2 separate regions of the Homo sapiens genome follow, and region 2 is linked to region 1. Evidence: read pairs that join two places in POLR2A ChIA-PET (ENCODE). Cell type or tissue: GM12878. All regions are shown on one strand.

Region 1 (2,500 bases):
CACACACACACACACACACACCCCTGTGGTGTCATGGTGTGTGCTGTGAGCCCTGCAGCCAGGGGGAGTTCCAGGGACACCTCCTTCCTCACCTCTGGTTTCTAGACCTCACAAACAAAAGCCCTGCCCACCTCCTCCAAAGCAACCTTTAGCTGGTCCCTACTGTCCACACCTGCGGTGACATTACTGCCCCCTGGAAACCAAAGGCAGGGAAAGAACTGGAGCAATGTCTCCAAAAACTGGAAAAGGTCCCAGTCAGAGCTCCACGGTGTGGGAAAAGATATGGTAAGTAGCCCCCAAAAAGTTTTGTTCTGTAGAAGGAAATTTCAGTTTCACATGAATCAAGCGCAAATGAGTAAAGTTTGGAGCAAAGCAAAACAGGAAGAAAAAAAATCCACAGAAGCAGAAAACAGTCTCTTCTACACCCTCTCACTACAATATATCTATTTTACTTTACAGAGTGTGAAACTCAGTTTTGACACAAAAGTCCTTTACAGCATGATGCAGGCAGGGATTAGGGATTAAGCCTGACCTGTAAAGTGAGGCAGAGCTGAGCCTCAGTTTTCTCATCTGTAAAATGGAAACAGATGTCAACCTAAAAGAAAGAGGCAGAGGCTTAAAATTTAAACTATTAAAGAGTTTACTTGAGCCAAAGTGAAGACAGCTGCCTGAAAGACTCAGGCCCAAGTAACCTTGGATATGAGCTCTGTTTGGCCTTTGTTACAAGCAGGTTTTTAAAAGCAAAAGAGGGGACAGACAGGGAGTGGGGCTGATACAAAGTTTTTTGTCAGGAATTCTCATTGGCGTACAGAAATAGCATTGATTAGTGGTTGGCCATCCATCGTTAAGCTATAGGGTGTGGATTATGGTACTGCGTGCAGCATTATTAGATTAATTTATAACTAATTGTGACAATAGCAATTTCTTTGTTTTAGAAACGGGTCTCACTCTGTCGCCCAGGCTAGAGTGCAGTGACGCAATCATAGCTCACTGCAGACTCAAACTCCTGGGCTCAAGCTATCCTCCCAACTCAGCCTCCCAAGCAGCTACAACTATGTAGGCTTGTGCCACTGCATCCAGATAATTTTTTTTTTTTTTTTTTTTTTTGTAGAGATGTGATCTCACCCAGGCTGGTCTTAAACTCCTGGCCTCAATAGATCCTCCAGCACCGGCCTTCCAAAGTGCTGTGATTATAGGACAGGCATGTACCACCACACCTAGCCAGCAACCAATTTTAAGAAATGAATACATAGGCGGGGCACAATGGCTCACACTCGTAATCCCAGCACTTTGGGAGGCCAAAGCAGGCGGATTACCTGAGGTTGGGAGTTCGAGACCAGCCTGGCCAACATGCTGAAACCCCGTTTCTACTAAAAATACAAAAAATTAACTGGCTGTGGTGCCAAGGCGCCTGTAATCCCAGCTACTGGAGAGGTTGAGGCAGGAGAATCGCTGGAACCCGGGAGGCAGAGGTTGCAGTGAGCCAAGATCGCGCCACTGTACTCCAGCCTGGGTGACAGAGTGAGACCCTGTCTTAAAATAAATAAATAAAAATAAAAATACCAAAACTAGCCAGGCAAGGTGGCAGGCGCCTGTAATCCCAGCTACTCAGGAGGCTGTGGCATGAGAATCACTTGAACCCCGGAGGCAGAGGTTGCAGTGAGCCAAGATTGCACCACTACACTCCAGCCTGGTGACAAAGCAAAACTCTGCCTCAAAAAAAAAAAAAAAAAAAAAAAAAAGTCAATGAATACATAGCTCAAAGAGGGTAGCAGGATGTGTTCGCTGTCTCATTTAATGTCTTTCCAGGCCTGATACTTTAAAAGGACTCACCTTCTTCCGATAAAAGTTCTTTTCTTTTCTCATAGATGTAAAGCCACTAGTTTTGCAGAGTTCACGAGGATTAGAAGTAGTATAAGTAAGATAGACCAATGCTCAGCAGACGGAAGGTGTGAGAAATACTAGATGTTATATTAGAGGATGAATATCCTCAACAGTGCACACCTCAACATTCAGTACACAGCCAGCATTATTTGTATGTATTCTTGGTACCAAGAAGAGCCAAAGAATAATATGTAGGAGGACAAGGGTCCTCCTTGCCAAGCTTTTTACATGCGCTGCTTAGAAAAGCCAGATTTTGATAATGGGGAAAGGGAGAGAGTCAGCGGCTCTGTCACAATAACTCAGTCTGATAGGCAGTCTTGCCTAAGTGAAAAACCAAACTGCTTCTTTGCTTATAGTACAAGAAAATTTTGGCCAAGGGCATTCTACTGCATGGGATCTGGCCAAAATTGTTCTTTGGTAAATGCTGTACTCAAACAATGGGCATAAGTAAAATCTCATCAAATTGTTTTTAAAAATAAACAGTTTGCAGAAGAGTTACAACAACCATCTACAGTTTATCAAAGGAACACATTTAAGTCAGCTGCTCTAAGGCTCTTAGAGGGCAGGAGCTTCAAACATAGCTCAGTATTTTTCTTTGTCCTCCTCCCCTCCCACA
Region 2 (2,500 bases), 110 kb before region 1:
GGGAGCAGACAGAGAGGTGCTTCAAGTAGAGAGGCCTCAGCACATGCAGGAGCCTAGAGGCGAGGGAGGAGACAGGCTGCTGGAGCAACTGAAGGAGGAAGCCAAGTGGTGGAACAACAGAACGGAGAGAGATGGGCAGGCCCTGCAGCCCACATCCAGCCCTGTCCCCCACACATGGCTCCTGTGTGTCCCCCAGACTCCTCTCCCTCCAATGCAGCTGGCACCTTCTGACCACACTCAGCCTTCTCGGTCACTCGGCCACCTGGTGAAGCCTTGCCGTCTTCCTGAGTGTAAGCTGAGCTCCTGCTACATGGCTGACCCCCCGGGGGACCCTGAGGGCCTCTGACTCCTTGAGGGTGTCAGTTTTAAAGATGAAGCACAGAGGAGTCGAGGAGAGGAGATAGTGATTTGCTAGAGAAGTGCTAAACAGAGAAACAAGGGCTAGGCCAAGGACACTCATGGACTCCACTGTGGAGGGGGACCTCCCCATCCAGCGAACGGCAGCATGCCTCAGGCTACCACGCCCATCACCAAGGGGCTACGTGCACCTCTGCCTCGCATGGGAGTCCTGGTGCTCCCCATGGTATCTGGCAAAGTTAATGACTGCCGTGAAAGCTGAGGGATCTCTGCTTTGCATCCCAGAGAATTTATACTTTGTAGAATTAGAGATGGTAGACAGCCAAGACACACAAAGAATTGAGTCCCTGGCTTTCTAACAACAGCTGGGTTTCAACGGCATCCAGGTCTTTAGCTACGTGAAATAAATGGCTGGCCCTGGCAAACAAGCACAGGCCTCCACACTGGGGTGAGAGGAACAAAAGGGGGCTTTACTTTAGAGAGTGACAGTTGAGGATTTCAATGTCAACAGCTGATGGCAAGGGACTACCTCTGAGGCCAATCTTTAAGTCAGAGCCTCCACTAGAAGTTGTCTGAGCTCAGCATGAGAGTAGCCAAAAACCAACAAACCCGGGTAAGATAAACTGTCCAAGATGGCAGACCCCAAGCATTATCCGCCACTCCCCTGTTCCATGCCCAGACACATGTCACCATTCCCTCATGCCAGATCTTCTTCCTCATGCACTCTGAACCCCAGTCAATCCAGTGGTCTAGGGAGCCGCCACCAACCAACCACAGCTGGCCTACCACAGGAAATCAACATGCCATTACGGGTAAGACAGGACACGTTGTTAAAAATAACTCCACTCCGGGTTTTTAACCAGGCCAGGAAAAACTAGGCTAATATTTAAGCACCCAGAATTACCATGAAAGCAAATTAGAAGGTGGCAGGTAGCCGACTGTTTCCCGGCAGTACCCCCATAGGTTGCCTTAGCTAAGAAGCCTGATGCTTAGAAAACCAACCAACACTTCACTAAATATCTCTGCCTGGGAAAGTTCTGGGGTTCTGGAAAAGCCGGCATTTGGCTCTCTGGGAGGCAACAGAGAGCCTGAAACATAAAAAGGCACCATCCACACCTGATGGGAAAACCACAAATGAGTGTCTTTCTGTTGTTATGCTCAAAGACGACCATTTGCTTTAAGCTCACAGGTCGGCCACAGGGGACAAACTCTGACCCCTTTCTGTAAGGGGGATTCGGAAGCTGGTGGCACTCACCAGCCTTTCCCCATAGTCAAAAAGTTTCATTGCCACAGGAGATGTTCATCTCCACTGTTGCCTGCCAGGTCGGAGCCACATCACCCCTCCTGGGAGCAGCCTTCTACCCGTTTCCTGTGCCCAACTCTCTCCTAACGCAAGTGTTACAAAACTCCAAAACAAGCCCGTAGCTCTGAATTCTGTCACCGAGCCCCATTCTCATTCTTCATAGCAGTCATCACAAGTTTTAGTTGTAAAAGCCCTAGACAGTAAGCTCCCTGAGGGCAGGAACTTTGTCTTGCCCACAGCTGAAGTCCCCTAGACTAGTGATTATAGGAATTTTTTAAATCTATATTGAATGAGCCGCAAGCACAAGTTTGAGGAGAAACATGTTGTTTTAAATGACTTGAGGCTTAAATGAGTATCTGAGTAGAATCAGTCTGAGTTGAATGTCAATACTTTCTGATCAGTGTGAGAGAGAGTGAGTGTGAGTGTGTGTGCACATTTCCATGTGGTAAGGGGGAAGCAGGAATGGAATCAGGAAAGCGTGTGGTCAGTGGACACTCCAGCTGCCTGAGAGTTAACCCAGAACCCAGCAGTGGGCCCCTCAACCTGCCCTTCCCCTCTCAGCGTGACCCAGAGAAAGAAGAACAAGACCCCGCTGAGGCTCTTTCTGCTCCTGGGGTCCTGGGGTGGGGCTTTGCCCTCTTCACACCACACCTAAGACAAGGCATAAGTGGCCCAGAACAGCCCCAGCCCTCGGTCTTCTGTCCACACCACACACTTGCCTGCCCTTTTAGAAATGGGGGCGGGGGAGGTGGTCTCAGAATTCACCACTATAGAATTCATCCATGTAACCACAAACGACTTGTACCCCAAAGCTATTGAAATAAATAAATAAAATGTGTG

The links. ChIA-PET counts read pairs that join two places held together with the same protein. Peaks named below come from ENCODE experiments on the same cell type or tissue, not always from the same donor. Only the 100,000 strongest peaks of a DNase experiment are listed, where the experiment ranks them.
Region 2: POLR2A ChIA-PET joins it to region 1 with 6 read pairs; 12 of 35 experiments call an interaction of 5 or more read pairs at or near these places.

What each region holds. Positions count from the first base shown.
Region 1 is chr3:58,017,570-58,020,069 of GRCh38, reverse strand. The region is part of intron 1 of FLNB (filamin B); the gene reads right to left. Among named protein-coding and RNA genes, the nearest start is that of FLNB, 10 kb to the right of the region's middle. RefSeq lists an enhancer at 1-297. In GM12878, no CTCF peak of the experiment used is centred here; no DNase peak of the experiment used is centred here; H3K27ac peaks cover 206 bases.
Region 2 is chr3:58,127,841-58,130,340 of GRCh38, reverse strand. The region is part of intron 24 of FLNB (filamin B); the gene reads right to left. Among named protein-coding and RNA genes, the nearest start is that of FLNB-AS1, 42 kb to the left of the region's middle. In GM12878, no CTCF peak of the experiment used is centred here; no DNase peak of the experiment used is centred here.